Regions from separate parts of the Homo sapiens genome. Here region 2 is linked to region 1. A link is an interaction called in ENCODE POLR2A ChIA-PET data of the cell type or tissue named here. Cell type or tissue: PC-9. All regions are shown on one strand. Each heading gives the region's core, and the rest is flanking DNA. Links, peaks and the distances in the headings are about the cores only.

Region 1 (4,000 bases), core at 1-4,000:
CTCCCCCATACCACGCCCCCCGCGAGTAGCTGGGATTACAGGTGCACACCACCATGCCCGGCTACTTTTTGTATTTTTAGTAGAGACAGTGTTTCACCGTGTTGGCCAGGCTGGTCTTGAACTCCTGACCTCAGGCAATCTGCCCGCCTCAACCTCCCAAAGTGCTGGGATTACAGGTGTGAGCCACGGCGCCCGGCCCTATGAGACTTCTTGACTGTCTTCCTGTCAAATAATGATATCATCTCTGTTGCCCATTGATAGTTACACTTTCCCAACTGAAGGCTTATTCATTTTCTTGATGCATTATTTAATATATAAAGCTGACTGAAGGTACAGAAACCTATGAGGTTATTAAGCTTTGGAAAATCTCTGCCCGAATGGACTGTGGCAGTGTCTAGTAAAGATTTACATTTTTCTCTTGGCTGAGCCCATGGGATGTGGCTGCCCCCAAATGGTATTCCTTGTGATCAAAACAGCTCCTTGGCTTCTGTGGCAGTCATTTAGGTTGCACTGACTAGCTCTTTTTAAGGTAGAATAGCCTACATATTGCAACTAAATTAAGTCAACTCATCCAGCAGTTTTGCTGTCAATCTAGCCTATGGTCAGTGGGCACCATTCTCACACTGCTAAACAAAGTTATGGTTATGAAAGGCAAAAGTATAGAAATAAAACTACCCAATGAAAGTACTGGTTAAGTACATCTTAAGTAGCTTCACTAATGAATGCTATATACCTTGAAAAATAATGAGATAGGATTTATAGATAGTGACTTAGAAAGACGGTTATGATCTATTGCTAAATGGGTATGTATAATGTTATCCCATTTGTGTAAAAGCATGTATATGCTAATGTACAATGATAAGATTTGTGGACTGTTACCTGCAGTAGAAGTAGGTGGAGGGAAGGAGGCTTTTACTTTCCTTTAACTTTATAGTTTTCTGTACAGTTTGAATACAATTCAGAGGTATTATTTCATATATATATATATATATAATTCATATAAAATAAAATTCTCTCCCTGTTATTTCCTAACACATTTTGTGGTGGCTGTTTCCCTGGATCTTTCTAAACTGTTTTGCTTTGATTTACTGTGGGTGTGCTGGAGAAAGTGGGAGGTGGAGAGAGGGAGAGAGAGAGAGAGAGAGAGAGTGTGTGTGTGTGTGTGTGTGTGTGTGTCTGTGTGTGTGTCTGTGTCTGTGTTTAGGAACTGGAGCAGGCTTTGAGGAATTTCACCAGAGTAGATAAAGCAGAAAGGCGATGAAGCCATTGGTCAGCATTTATCTTTCCAAGGGTCTAAGATTCTTCCTTTACATCAGTACCTTTCTTTGCAGCTGTCTTCCCCTCCCCTGCCTGTAAAGTCACATGCTAATTAATAGATCTTTGTGTGTTGCCTTTTTCACCACTGTGCCCTCACCACCACTCCTAGCCCTGCCTCTTCCCTTGGTTGGTCTGGCTCCTCTTACAGTAAAAATGGCTCTTAATTGCATGGAGCCCAGGAGAGTCCCAGATACAGACGCAGTGGAACCTCCTGACATGCTTGGGCTCAGGTGGGGCATCGAGGAGGGTTCTGAGGAGCCCTCCATAAGAACACTGGGCTTGCTTTCTGGCTTTAATTGAATATGTGGGGAAATGGGAGCACCTGCCCAGTTCTGATGTGGGCTGAGACCTGCTGCTTCTCAGACTTAAATCCAGTGTTCTGGAAAGAGACCGTATTTTTCTTGACCTGAAACAGTCCTTTCCTTTGGGTGCCAGGTCCCCGGATACTTGTTGTTACATAATCCTTACACATGGTCATGCTATTTACAGCCCAGGAGTGAGATGTGTCATTTTATGGTTTTGCAATCTAGGAGGCAGGCCACACAGCAAATGAATACAAGCTGGGCACACCCTCTTGAAATAATTGCTATGTCGAATTACAATCTAGGTGAGGAAAAGTCACACCCAAGCTCTTTTACCAATATGCTGTTGTCTTTGTTGTTAATAAAGCACTTAACATGGGGTGATTTTCAATGGACCCGAGTGCAAATTAACCTAGTTTCTTCTTCCATAAAAAACATGTTTTGCAGCAGGAGGCCACAAGCATGCAAGAAGTGTGTTGGAGCCACAGATTGCCAGACCTGGCTGTGGAGTTGCATTTTTCAACTAAGAAGTAGAAGGTTCAGGTGCCTTTGATGGTTAACCAGGCCCAGGTATTAGGCTGTCCTCAGAGAGGGCTGTGATGGGAGTCAGCCTGTTGCAGCACAACCAAAATATTTTTTGTTCCAGTGTACAACTGAATGTACTTTAATCTGTTCTAGTTTCTTTTCTTTTCTTTTTTGCCAGCGTTGGTGAGTGTACCAGAAAGTTTGGAAAACAGGTTGAAGTGGTAGAGATAAAAATCTACTGCAGTTGAATTTGTTGAAAAGCCCAGGACATGCCTCAGGGACCTGCGTTTATCCATTTGCTCCAATCTCTTTCCCAGCAATCACTTAACATTTGGGGGAGTTGGAGGATAGCTGGGAGTGGGCATGCAACAGCTTGTAAGGAGGGAGAGGCCTGTGGACTGTGGACTGGACAGGGTGTCCACTCTTTGAATCCGGCCTCGGCAGTCTGCAAAAATAAATTCAAAAATGCTCTTTGTCATCTTATGCTGCATGTGGTGTTATCTGTTTAATGTTAATGAGGTTTCAGCGTTGCTTTCAATGGGGAGTGACTGCAGTACATGCTCTTGAGCCGTTATCTCTTTGCTTGTCCAGGCAGAAGTTTGGAGGGAATGGGCTTTGGAGTAGGACGAAGCTACCCAAAGAGGTATTTGTAACCAGCAAGGTGGGCTGCCTTTGCATGCAAGGTCATTCCCTCTGTTGTCCTGGGCTCTCCTTTTAACTCTCGAAGGGCCCCTTCTCCAGGGTCATCCAGCCTCCAGGGTTCTTGCCCTATCATCCTCTGGCTGTGCCCCTTTTGGTTGCTCCTTACCAAGTCTGGCTCACCCCCAAAGGACCCCAACACTCATATTTTTTTCTCCCTTCTTTTCACCCAGTTACATGTCCATTCACTCTACCTAGGCTTAGCTCACCTGGGAATTGTTAAAAAGCAGGTATTAGGAGACAACCAGAGGAATTCAGTGAGGGGTGTGAATGGCGGATGAATTTAACCTGCTCTCCAATTTTGGAAGAGGAACCTGTAAACCCCAATTCATCGTAATTGGTGAAATTGAGGGAATTGTTGTTGTTGTTGTTTTTTAAAAAACAATTTTATTGAGGTATAATGGACATACAATAAACTGCATATATTTAAAATGTACAATTAGATAATTTTTGCACCCATTAAATCATCACCACAATCAAGGTCATGAACATATCCATATCCCAAAATGCTTCCTCTATCCTTTTTTTTTTTTTTTTTTTTCTGGGAGAGAGTCTCACTCTATTGGCTAGACTGAAGTGCAGTGGCACAATCTCGGCTCACCGCAACCTCGCCTCAGACTCCCAGGTAGCTGGGATTACAGGCAAGCACCACCAGGCCTGGCTAGTTTTTGTACATCTAGTAGAAATGGGTTTTCACCATGTTGGCTAGGCTGGTCTCTAACTCCTGGCCTCAAGTGATCCACTTGCCTCGGCCTCCCAAAGTGCTGGGATTACAGGTGTGAGCCACTGCACCTGGCCTCACAGCTCTTTTTAATCCTATCTTCTTATTCCTCCTTTTCTTTTTAAATTTTTTATGGAGAGGAGAGGTTTTCTAAATAGGCCAGTTCAGTGCTTTCTTGCTGGAGTTCCAGATAACCTTTGGATAATGCTGCTGAAGTTTTTGGTCTTTCCCACGTTGGAGTTGGAGCAGCCTCATCATCTGAGAAATACTGCCAGAGGCTTGGGATCCAGGATTCCTAGGAAGGAGACAGGGTCCTGAAGGTAGAGGACACGGCACTGGACCATCCAGGTGGTTTCCTGTCCAAAACGATCTTGTGGAGCCCAAGGACTGAATGGTCTAGAGGGGGTGATCCCTGGCATGAGCTGGCAATCAGCAC
Region 2 (13,219 bases), core at 2,611-6,610, 690 kb after region 1:
AACCAGGAAGTTAACAAAACCAGTGCAAGTAAGGATATCAGACTGATATATACGTTAAGTAAAACAATAAATAAAAACAGAAATTAGATTGTTAAATTATTTGCAAATCTAATTAATGTTTCTACATGGCAATAAACCATAACCTTCAGAGTTAGTTTCTCTTTTGGACAGACATTATATGTCTGTCTCTTCTTCTTTGAGAAGTGAAAAGTTGAAGAATAAAGAAAGGAAAGAAAGGTGGATTCTTCTTTCTTTCAAATCATTTGCAGTTATCAGTTTCTCCAAGTTAAACATCCAACTTCACAGATTTCACATCCTAATTGGTAGTGAATAGTAAGTCACATAGCCCCAAGGTGAATTTATTTTCATAATATTTAAAAATAACAGAATCATTGTTTTTCCTTTTCTCAAAATTTCTGGTAATTTTTCTTTCTTTTTTTGAGATGGAGTCTCTCTCTGTTGCCCAGGCTGGAGTGCAATGGCGTGATCTCGGCTCACTGCAACCTCCGCCTCCTGGGTTCAAGCAATTCTCCTGCCTCAGCCTCCCAAGTAGCTGGGATTACAGCCACCTGCCACCACGCCCAGTTGATTTTGTATTTTTAGGAGAGATGAGGTTTCTCCATGTTGGTCAGGCTGATCTTGAACTCCTGACCTCAGGTGATCCACCTGCCCCAGCCTCCCAAAGTGCTGGGATTACAGGCATGAGCCACTGTATCTGGCCTGGTAATTTTTCTTAATACAAGTTATAAAAATGTGAATATATGCTATGAAACGGTAAATGGTGAAGTGGTGGGGTTTTCTTGGCTAAGCTTTTACACTTATGTCATCAAACTCCCTTTCCCTACACATAGATCTCTTAAAATCACTTTTTCATAGAATATTAAGGAAATGGGTTTATTTTACACCAGCTCCTGGGTAATCCCGGTGAGCGTTGCCTTTCTTGGCCTTGTGCTCTTCCCTATCTCGTGTTGTTCTGCTTTGGGACTGATCACTGCTTTTTTTGATGCTAACAATACTTACCTATCCCAGAAAAGAGGCTTCCCATGATTGGATGCAGAGGAAGCAACATCCAACCACATTTCCCTTTGTTACTCCGTCCTTTAATTCCATGCCCATCCCACACTAGACTGTAGAGATGTATCTGATTCACCTACCATGCTGAGAGTAAACAGAATTATGACTTGCAAAAAATAATAAAGTGCATGCTACATGTCATTATTCCCATTGCCCAAAGGGAGAGCTCCCAAAAGTTAGAACCTTTGAGAATAATTCCCTTTGTGTATAAAACTCAGTTTCTTTCCTTGATCTCCTGCCCTCAATCCTGCATTTCTCAGTAATTGCTTTCTTACTCATACCGACACTGAGCCTCGAATTCCCTTTTGGGAAAATCACTTCCCTCTTCACAGGGATGTGTCTGATCTTCCTCTAGACATAATAATTCACAGCATGACATTTCTGAAAATCTAAGTTATTGAAGGTAGAATATCATCCCTGAGGGCTTCCAAATGATGGTGTAAGATGAACACTAGACTCCAAGTCAAATCTCCTTGATTCTGTCTTTCCCACCCCTGCTCCAATGTTAAGTGGCGATATACTCTCTCATTAGAAACTTCCAACTCTCAAATCCAATACTTACATAGATACTTATATTCCCCCCAAGCAAAGGTACTTTTCAGAGAGGAAGAGAAACTTTTACCTAGATATAACATAATTTTCCAGGGTCCCCTGCTCAGGTGTATGTGACACTTTACATTTATTACCCTGAGTGGTCATTGATAACCCTTCATTATTCCTCTAACCTGGGCCTTTTTCAAGCACTGTTGAGCCATCTGCCCTTGGTCAGTACCCTTTAACACTGAAGGATCTGGATGAACTTTGAAATGACCATGTTTCTGAGAACAAAATGCAGCATCTTAATTTCCCCATCTTTAAGCAGAGGGACGAGCCATGAAGCGATTTCTTTTTTCTTTTTTCTTTTTTTTTCATGTCCAAGCTTCGTCTCCTCTCTTCCCAAGGGGAGTCCTTCCAGTTAAACTTATTTCTATTTGGCAAGAAAAGGGCAGAAAGTTCGTAAGCATTGTTATTGGTTGAATTGTGTTCCCCCAAAAGATATATTGAGGTCCTAATCCCCAGTACCCGTGAATGTGACTTCGTTTAAAAATAAGGTGTTTGCAGATGTACTCAAATTAAGACAAGGTCATACTGAATTACAGAGGGCCAGAACCCAATATGACTGGTGTCCTTATAAGAAGGGGAGAAGAGACACGGAGATACACACACACACACACACACACACACACACACACACACACAAGAAAGCCACATTAAGGCAGAGGCACAGAATGGAATTATGTTGCCATCAAGCCAAGGCAAACCTGAGACTACAATAAGTGTAGGAGGCAAGGAAAGATCCTTCCCAAGAAGCATCAAAGGCTGGATACCACGGGCAGCACCTTGATTTTGTACTTCTGCCCTGCAGAAGTATTGTTTTAAGCCAGCCAGTTTGTGATATTTTGTCACAGCAACCCTGGGAAACTAATACAAGCATTGTCATCATTCTAGGTACCACTAATGGCCTGCTACGTGACATTCACTTGATTGATTTGTGCATTAGATGAGAGTGTAGGTTTTGGAGTCAGAATTCCTGGGTTAAATCCTGGCTCATAAAAGCTAGGTCTGTGGGCTGGGCGTGGTGACTCACGACTGTAATCTCAGCACGTTAGGAGGCCAAGGCGGGTGAATCACCTGAGGTCAGGAGTTCGAGACCAGCCTGGCCAACATGGCGAAACCCCATCTCTACTAAAAATACAAAAATTAGCTGGGCGTGGTGGTGTACGCCTGTAGTCCCAGCAACTTAACAGGGTGAGGCAGGAGAGTCACTTGACTGGTAAGGGGGAGGTTGCAGTGAGTCGAGATCGCACTACTGCACTCTAGCCTGGGTAACACAGCAAGACTCTGTCTCAAAACAAAAACAAAAACAAAATCTAACTAACTAACAACAACAACAAAAAACTAGGTGTGTGACCTAGGGCAAGTTATATAACTGTTACCTATTATTTCTATTATTTTGTCAAATCATTAGAATAGTCCTGAAAGGTAGATATTAATATCCCCACTCTTTTTTTTTTTTTTTTTTTTTTGGAGACGAGGTCTTGCTCTGTCACTGAGGTTGGAGTGCAGTGGTGCAACCATAGCTCATTGTAACCTCAAACTCCTGGGCTCAAGTGATCGTCCCACCTTGGCCTCCCAAAGTGCTCGGATTATAGGTGTGAGCCAGCATTCCTGATCTAATATCCCCACTTAAGAGAAGAGTCTTCTGAGACATAGAGAAGTTCACCATTTGCCCATGGAAATACAGTTAGTAAGTGGAACAGTTGGATTTTTTTTTTAAACCCTCCAACTTCTGGACTCAAGAAATCCTCCTGCCTCAGCCTCCTGAGTAGCTAAGACTACAGTTGTGTGCCACCACACCCAGCTAACAGGTGTTTTTAAAATACGTTTTAATTATTTTGAAAGAGTTTCAAAGTTTCAGAAAAAATACAAGAAAAACACAATAAACTCTCACATACCCTTCACTCAAACTCCTCAATTGTTTTGGAACGATCAAATTGGCATGATCTTGGCTCACTGCAACCTCTGCCTCCTGGATTCAAGCGATTCTCGTTCCTCAGCCTCCCAGTTACCTGGACTACAGGCACGCACCACCACACCTGACTAATTTTTGTATTTTTAGTAGAGACAGCATTTCCTTACATTGGCCAGGCTGGTCTCGAACTCCTGACCTCAGGTGATCCACCTACCTCGGCTTCCCAAATTGCTGGGATTACAGGCATTACAGGTGTGAGCCACTGCACCTGACCTGTTTGGGTTTTTTTTGTGTGTGTGTGACAGCATCTCACTGTGTTGCCTAGGCTGGTCTCAAACTCCTGGACTCAAGTGATCCTCCTGCCTTAGCCTCCCAAGTAGCTGAGATTACAGGTGCATGCCACCGCACCTGGCAATTTAAAAGAAAAAAAAACATATTTGCTTCATCATTGGCACTCTCTCTCTCTCTCTCTATACACACACACACACACACACACACACACACACATATATATTCATTCCACAGATGTATCATGTATATTATATATTCATATATAACACATATTTTATATTTTTACCCCTAAGCCATTTGAGAATTACAAACGTGCCCTATTACCTTTTGACAATTCAGTATGTAGCTTCTAACAACAAGAGCACTCTCCCACCTAATGAGAGTTCAACCATGAAAATGAGAAAATTGGGGTTTATTCCTTACCATGTTGAGTGTTTTTTTTTTTTTTTTTTTGGTAAACTTTTTGTCTGAGAATAACATACATACAGACAAGGGCACAAATCATAAGTATACATCTGAAGGAATATCCAGCAAGTGAACACACTTGCATAACCAGCAGACAAATGAGGAAATAGATTATTATCAACATCCAAAAGCTCCCCACCCTATGTCATATCTTAGTTGCTTCCTCCTCCTCTTCAAAGGTGACCATTATCCTGATTTCCATCACCATAAATTAGTGTTGCCTGCTTTTGAACTTTATATGAATGGAATTACATACTATGTACCCCCCCTCCTTTTTTTTTAGATGGCGTTTCACTCTTGTTGTCCAGGCTGCAGTGCAATGACACCATCTCAGCTTGTCTCCTGGGTTCAAGCCATTCTCCTGCCTCAGCCTCCTGAGTAGCTGGGATTACAAGCATGCGCCACCACACCCGGCTAATTTTGTATTTTTAGTAGAGATGGGGTTTCTCCATGTTGGTCAGGCTGGTCTCGAACTTCCAACCTCAGGTGATCTGCCCGCCTCAGCCTCCCAAAGTGCTGGGATTACAGGCATGAGCCACCGCACCCGGCCCCCACTTTTTGTTTTAAAAAACAGCTTTTTTCCACTCAATATTACATATGTGAAATCTATTATTATTGCTGGAAATATCTGTAATTTGTTTATTTCTCATTGCTATACAGTATTTCTTGTGTGAACACATCCCAATTTATCCTTTCTACTGCTATTGGACATACAGATCATTCTCTGTTTTTGGCTATCAATATTTTTGTACTTTTTTGGTGCACATGTGTATACATTTCTGTTGGGTTTACTACTAGAAGTGGAATGGTTATGTGACAAGGTGTATGCAGTTTAGCTTTAGTACCTCCTGTACTGCCAAATAATTCCCCAGAGTGATTGTACACAATCTTCAGCAGTATATGAGAGTTTCATTTGCCTCATATCCTTACCAGCACTAAATGTTATCATTATTTTTTATTCTAGCCCTCTGGTGGGTGAACAGTTTTTCTCGTTGTTGTTTTCTTTTTTTTTTCTTTTCTTTTTTTTTTTTTGAGACAAGAGTCTCGCTCAGCTGCCCAGGCTGGAGTGCAGTGGCACAATCTTGGCTCACTGCAACCACCATCTCCGGGGTTCAAGTGATTCCCCCATCTCAGCCTCCCGAGTAGCTGGGGTTATAGGCACCAACCATCATGCCCAGCTAATTTTTGTATTTTAGTAGAGACAGGGTTTCACCACATTGGCTGGTCTTGAACTCCTGACCTCAGGTGATCCACCTGCCTCGGCCTCCCAAAGTGCTGGGATTACAGGCGTGAGCCACCATGCCCAGTCTCATTGTTGTTTTAATTTGAATACCCTATGGCTAATGAGGTTAAGTATCCTTTTATATACTTACATACTACTTGAATATACTCTTTTGGGATGTGCTTGTGAAGTGCTAGATTTTAAATATCCTTACCTGACCCCAAAGTTGATTTTTTAAATTTATTTTTCTAAATTCTTCATATACGTCATGAAATAAGTAAAGTTTTACTTGGGAGAGATGAACTATGCTGTAACTGTACCAGCATCAGTTGTTTTAGTTATCTATTTATCACTGCACACAGAGCAAATTACTCCAAAACTTACTGGCTTCAAACAATAATAAACATTTATGATAGCATAAATTTCCTGAAGGTGAAGAATCCGGGGGCACATTAGGTCATTCTGGCTCAGGATCTCTCATGAGGTTAACAGTCAAGATGCCAGCTGGGGCATTTGAGAGGGGCTGGAGGACTTGCTTCAAGATGGCCGACTCACATGGCTGGTAAGTTGATGCTGGCTGTTGGCAGGAGGCCTCTGGTCCTTACCACATGGCCCTCTCCACAGAGCTGCTTGAGTGTCCTCACAACACGGTGGTTGGCATCCACTAGAGTGAGTGACCCAAGAGAAAGCAAGGTAGCAGCTGCAATGCATTTTATGACCTAGCCTTAGAGGCCATACTACATCATTTTCCCAGTATCCCATTGGCTACACAGGTTAGCCTTACTGAATATGGGAAGGAAACTACACAAGGGCCATCTTGGGGATTAGCTGCTACACTTGTCATTATAAACTTCATTGCCCAAGCTCTTTTAAAAATGTAAATAGAAGGAAAATTACACTTTTTAAAAATTATGTTTTTTGAGACAGTCTCAATCAGTCTGTTGGCCAGGCTAGAGTGCAGTGGCACGATCCTGGCTCACTGAAACCTCTACCTCCTGGGTTCAAGCGATTCACCTGCCTCAGCCTCCCAAGTAGCTGGGATTATAGGCGCATACCACCACACCTGGCTAATTTTTGTATTTTTAGTAGAGACGAGGTTTCACCATGTTGGCCAGGCTGGTCTCAAACTCCTAACCTCAAGTGATCTGCCCGCCTCAGCCTTCCAAAATGCTGAGAATATAGGTGTGAGCCACTGCACCAAGCCTGAAAATTCTTTACCATCAAGAATGAACTTGAAGAAAGATTATTCATTTAATACATGTGTATTCTAATGGAATACATTCTCTGTTTTTGGTTATCAATATTTTTGTGCATTTTTTTGGGTGCACATATGTATACATTTGTGTTAGGTTTATTACTAGGAATAATAATTTCCTAGTTTACTCCTAGGAATATTTATTAGTTTATTCCTAGTTTATTCATATAAATTCTTAGTAGTTTATTACTAGGAATAATGGAAAATGTAATTAATTGATTTTAGGATCAGCAACTTGTATTGCTTACCAGTGTTTCAGATGTTTTTGAAAGTAAATGGATTTGGATAATTATCATAGTTTGTTTTACCCCTGTCTCTATATAAGGAGTGCCTTCTTAAATATACTTATAAGAATATTGATTAGAACTTCAGAAGTCATGTATTTAAGATTGTAAAATTGGTTGCATATGTTGTTTTAGTCTGCTTGGGCTGCCATAACAAAATACCACAGACTAGGTTCCTAAAACAACATAAATTTATTTTCTCACAGTTCTGAAAGCTGGAAGTCTGAGAACAGGATGCCAGCATGACTGAGTTTTGGTGAGGACTCTCTTCCTGGCTTGCAGCCAGCCAGCTTCTCACTGTGCCCCACACTGGCCTTTCCTTGGTGCACATATATGAAGAGAGAAAATAAGAACTCTTTCCTCTGTCTTTCTCTTCTCATAAAGCTTTAAGTTCTATGGGATTAGGAGCCTATATGACCTCCTTTAGCCTTAATTACCTTCTAAAAACCCTGTCTCTAAATATAGTCATGTTGGGGGTTAGGGCTTTGACATAGAGATTTTGAGGGGACATGATTCAGTCCATAGCACGCATAAGCATGTCTCAGGTTCTCCTCTCCTCTCTTTTCCTCTCTCTCATCTTTGGTGATATAAGGAACAAACAGATTTGTGAATATGAAAGTATTTTTCAGTACAGTCATCACCTCTACAGAAGACTGGCCATCAGCAGCTACTTTTCTAGGTTAGTTGTGGAGTAACAGATGAACAAAGGGGAAAAGGTGAAAATGGATGGTGAACCTGGGCAGGTCAGAGCAATGCATACTAAAGGTTTAATTTCTTGGAAGACTTGTGCAAAGTGTTTCCTTCTTTCCTTCCCTTTCTTCCTTCCTTCCTTTTCCTTTCCTTTCTTTTTTCCTTCCTTCCCTCCTTCCTTCCCTCCTTCCTTCCCTTCCTTCCTTCTTTCCTTCCCTCCCTCCCTCCTTCCTCCCTCCCTCCCTTCCCTTTCCTTCCTTCCCTCCCCTTCCCTTTCCACCTCCCTTCCCTTCCCCTCCCCTCCCTCCCTCCTTCCCTCCGTCCCTCCTTCCCTCCTTCCTTCCTTCCCTCCCTCCCTTCTTCCCTCCTTCCTTCCTTCCCTCCCTTCCTCCCGTTTTCCTTCCCTCCTTCCCCTCCTTCCTTTTTTCTATCTTTCACTAAGTGAACCAGTCATCTTTCAATTTTTTTTTTTTTTCTTGAGACAGAGTCTCGCTCTGTCGCCCAGGCTGGAGTGCCGTGGCGGGATCTCGGCTCACTGCAAGCTCCGCCTCCTGGGTTCACGCCATTCTCCTGCTTCAGCCTCCCAAGTAGCTGGGACTACAGGCGCCCGCCAACACGCCTGGCTAATTTTTTTGTATTTTTAGTAGAGACGGCGTTTCACCGGGTTAGCCAGGATGGTCTCGATCTCCTGACCTCGTGATTCGCACATTTCGGCCTCCCAAAGTGCTGGGATTACAGGCGTTAGCCTCCCACGCTGGCCTCATCTTTCAATTTTTAACACATCTGAGGAATATGAATAATTCCAAGTGAAGTAGACATTCATAAAATGCTTTTGTTCTTCCATCATTTAAATCCAAACTTTTCCATGCTGTCTTATTATGTTGGTGCAAAAGTAATTGCGGTTTGTGCCATAACTTTCAAGGTCAAAAACCGCAATTACTTTTGCAGCAACCTAATAGTTTGCTTACAGGAATCTAACAGTCGTTATTCTCTTGGTCAAATTGAAAGCTGAAAAATAATCTTTAAAATATAGATCTCTATGTTTATTTCAAGTCTTCTTGGCATTTTCTAAATTAAATAATTTCATAAAACTAGACCAAAGCTGTATGAGCTAAGATATTTATCACAGTATCAAAATAATTAACATTTACTGAGAAAAGTCAGACACTGTGATGCACTGTTTTATATGCATAATCTTTATTTACTATCACAACCACCCTATGAAGTAGCTTGTATAATAATCCCAATTTTTACAGATGAGAAAATTGCACTTTAGAGAGAGTACGTAACTTGACTAAAGTCACATAGCTAATAAGTGGCAGAGCCAGCCAGGACTTTTTTTCTTTTGTTTGTTTGTTTGAGACAGGGTCTTGCTCTGTGGCCCAGACTGGAGTGCAGTGGCACAATCTCTGCTCACTGCAACCTCTGCCTCCTAGGTTCAAGCGATTCTCCTGCCTCAGCCTCCAGAGTAACTGGGATTACAGACACATGCCACCATGCCCAGCTAATTTTTTTTTTTTTTTTTTTTTTTTTAGTAGAGACAGGATTTCACCATGTTGGTCAGGCTGGTTTCAAACCCCGACCTCAAGTGACCCACCTGCCTCGGCCTCCCAAAGTACTGGGATTACAGGCATGAGCCACCACCGCGCCTGGCCCAGGACTTTATGTATGTGTGTGTGTATATATATATATATATATATATATTTTTTTTTTTTTTTTTTTTTTTTAAGGCAAAGACTCGTTCTGTCTCCCAGGCTGGAGTGCAGTGGTGCAATCTTGCCTCACTGCAACCTCCACCTCCTGGGTTCAAGCAATTATCATACCTCAGCCTCCCAAGTAGCTAGGACTACAGGCATGCACTACCACACCCAGAATTTTTATATTTTTAGCAGAGACAGGGTTTCACCCTGTTGACCAGGCTTGTCGGAAACTCCTGACCTCAAGTGATCCACCCACCTCGGCCTCCCAAAGTGTTGAGATTATGGGCGTGAGTCACTGCACCCACCACCAGCCAGGACTTTAGAGTCAACAAGTCAAGTCTTTCTGACTCTAAAAGCTCTTCTTAACCTCTAGAAAAAGTAAATATTCAGCAATAGGAAACTCCTCACATCTATTATAACTTCAATATAACAGAATATTATGCAGCCATTGCAAATTATGTTCTTGGTTAATTTTTATTGACTAGAAAATGCTTATATTTTAATAGCAAACAAAAGAATAAGCAAGGTGCTGTGGCTCATGCCTGTAATCCCAGCACTTTGGGAGGCCAAGGTGACAGATAACTTGAGTCCAGATGTTCAAGACCAGCCTGGGCAACATGGTGAAGCTCCGTCTCTACAAAAAATAAAAAAAATTAGCTGGGCGTAGTGGTACATGCCTGAAGTCCCAGCTATTCCAGAGGGTGAGGTGGGAGGATCACCTGAGTCCAGGAGATGGAGGCTGCAGTGAGCCATGATCATGCCAGTGAACTCCAGCCTGGGTGACAGAGCAAGACCCTGTCTCAAAAGCAAACAAACAAAAAAATAAGATTCACACTAATGCATACATTATTATCTCAGCTATGTAGAAATATAAACATTTATGAGCTGGGTGCGGTGGCTTATGCCTGTAATCCCAGCACTTTGGGAGGCCAAGGCAGGTGGATCACGAGGTCAGGAGATCGAGACCATCCTGGCTAACATGGTGAAAACCCATCTCTACTAAAAATACAAAAAATTAGCCAGGCGTGGTGGCAGGCACCTGTAGTCCCAGCTACTCGGGAGGCTGAGGCAGGAGAATGGTGTGAACCCAGGAGGCGGAGCTTGCAGTGAGCTGAGATTGCACCACTGCACTCCAGCCTGGGCAACACAGTGAGACTCCGTCTCAAAAAAAAATAAAAAAAGAAAAGAAATATAACCATATATGAATACCCATAGAAAAAATGGGAAATAGTATATACAAATATTAGGATTGCTTTATTTAAATGTGGTATGATTATGAATGATTTTGCTTTCTTATTACATATTTCTGTAATGAACATGTATTACTTTTATAATCAGGGAAAAGATAACAGAAATTTTTAATACTTATAATATGAGGGAGGAAATATAAAGACTTGGTTTTTATGATTAGAGAAATAAGTCCATTTAATAACTGCTGTATCCATGAAGTGCAAAACCTTCAATATGCGATCTGTTTCTGACATGATGGCTATCAGATACTCAGATACATACAAAGTAATATTCTCTTGCTTGCTGAATTCTCTTATTCTTTCTGCCTTATGTTGGAGATAAAGTAGAAAGTGTGTGTTTCTCATTGGGAAGTTGGCACTTGAATGAGACTGCCGCTTTTCTCAGCTTAAAAAAGATAAAAGGAGTTATCAAGTAATGTTTTCTTTCACCTAAGGATGTTGGTCCCACTCCAACAATTGGAATTGATTGAACTCCTGTGCTTGCAAATTTAAAAGCCTTTTACACAGGGGATCTACTCACTCAGAATTTTACAAATCAGTGGATGAACTCAAAACAAAAACCCATTACAGGGCACCTTAATGTTTATCTGTTTGGCAAGATAAACACTTGTAAACAAGCACTTTCAACTGTGAGCTTCGATAATAACACTATGAGATCTGTACTGGATGTTAAAAATTTACATACAACTGTAAAGATAGGACAAACCTAAAGAAGAAAATTGCTTTTTTAAAATTAAGTTTTCTGATCCATATTCTTAATTACATTGTATTTCATTTATCTAGACCACAGCCACTTCTCTTGACTTTTTCCTTGATAGCATTTTTATTATTGCCTATGGAACGTAACATTGCATGACACAAGTATGCCATTGGTATTTGATTAAATAGTACTGCTTCCTGAAAGCCTGGAAACCTTCAATCAGGCAAAAGAAATGATATTAAATAGCCTTATGTCTGATGAACATAATAACTGCTAATTAATTTGTTATTTAGCCCTGAAATTGTCAAACCTAAATGTGCTTTTTTTTTTTTTTTGAGACAGGGTCTTGCTCTGTCACCCATGCTGGAGTGCAGTAGCTCAATCATAGCTTACTGCGGCTTCAAACTTCCAGTATTAAGCAATCCTCCCACTTCAACCTTCTGAGTAGCTGGGACTACGAGTGTATACCACCATGCCCAGTTAAATATGTATATATATGTATATGTGTGTGCGTGTGTGTGTGTGTGTGTGTGTGTGTGTGTATACATATTTTGACAGGGGACAGAGTCTCTGTCTCCCAAGCTGGAATGCATTGGTGCGATCTTGGCTCACTGGAACTGCCATCTCCTGGGTTGGAGCAATTCTCCCGCCTCAGCCTCCTGAGTAGCTGGGATTACAGGTGTGTGTCACCATGCTCGGTTAATTTTTTGTATTTTTGATGGATGATGGGATTTCACCATGTTGGCCAGGCTGGTCTCGAACTCCTGACCTCAAATGATCCACCCGCCTCAGCCTCCCTAAGTACTGGGATTACAGACGTGAGCCACCACTCCCGGCCCAAATCTAAATCTTGACATTAAATTTAGACTTCAGAGTTTCATTGAGATTAATCAAACTTGAAATAAACTTTAAGAAAGATCATATCCAGGTAAAATCAGTTCTTTTGTCTAAAAAAATTAGTTATTACATTTCAACCAACAGACCAAAGGGCCTTAACCTCTAGATCAGTGCTTGACAAATTACTGATGGATCAGTCCCCAACAAAACACACACAATTTGTTACAGACCAATACTTTGATAAAACTGAAGAAGCAAAACAATGGAAAATGAAAAAGTCATGCAAAATAGAAACACATTTATAAATGATTAGTTTCAACAGATACACAACTATTGTCAAACTTTTCCAAATGTTTTAAATCCTTACTCTCATTTTCTGTGCTTTACTTGCCATGAACCAATAACAAACAATTCTGAGAGCCATGCAGATCACGGACCACATTTTGAGTAGCGCTGCTGTCGGCTCCCTGCTCACCTTAAAGTCCCATATGTTGCTGTTTGTCTTTGGCTGAGAATCTGATTAGGTAATGGAATGAGGCTGACTTCCTTATCTTCACCTGCAACTCCCCTTGAGTAGGTTTGCAGATTGTAATTATACCTGTGTGGTATCAAGATCTTTCACCTGTAGGGTCCTGATGCAACTGAGGTATTTATAAACACCGAGGCAAGTTCCCAGGGTTCAGCTGCCCGTGGTTTCAGGTGATGACTCCGCTGGGCAAATGTCAAGGACCTCCGTGAACAGCATAACCAGCTGAACCAGAGGGAAATTTCCCCAAATGTTTTACTCATATATAGGTGAAATAGCTAGTAGTTCCCGCACTGTGTATGATCATCAGAATCATAACAATGCAGTTTTAAAAATATGTTAGAACCAACTATAACTGCTGACTCTATTATTGTTCAAACTATTTCTAAGCGTTTTCTCCCCTCCTCATTGGT

Evidence for each region. ChIA-PET counts read pairs that join two places held together with the same protein. Peaks named below come from ENCODE experiments on the same cell type or tissue, not always from the same donor. Only the 100,000 strongest peaks of a DNase experiment are listed, where the experiment ranks them.
Region 2: POLR2A ChIA-PET joins it to region 1 with 8 read pairs; 2 of 35 experiments call an interaction of 5 or more read pairs at or near these places.

The regions. Positions count from the first base shown.
Region 1 is chr2:215,972,002-215,976,001 of GRCh38, reverse strand. All of the region lies in intron 2 of MREG (melanoregulin), which reads left to right. Among named protein-coding and RNA genes, the nearest start is that of MREG, 40 kb to the left of the region's middle. In PC-9, for the core only: no CTCF peak of the experiment used is centred there; a DNase peak (open chromatin) is centred at 1,831; H3K4me3 peaks cover 829 bases; H3K27ac peaks cover 2,204 bases.
Region 2 is chr2:215,274,677-215,287,895 of GRCh38, reverse strand. LINC02862 (long intergenic non-protein coding RNA 2862) reads right to left here and starts at 12,906. Exons shown (of 3, transcript NR_174956.1): 1 at 12,756-12,906; 2 at 10,213-10,288; 3 at 9,949-10,127. In PC-9, for the core only: no CTCF peak of the experiment used is centred there; DNase peaks (open chromatin) are centred at 2,655 and 4,485.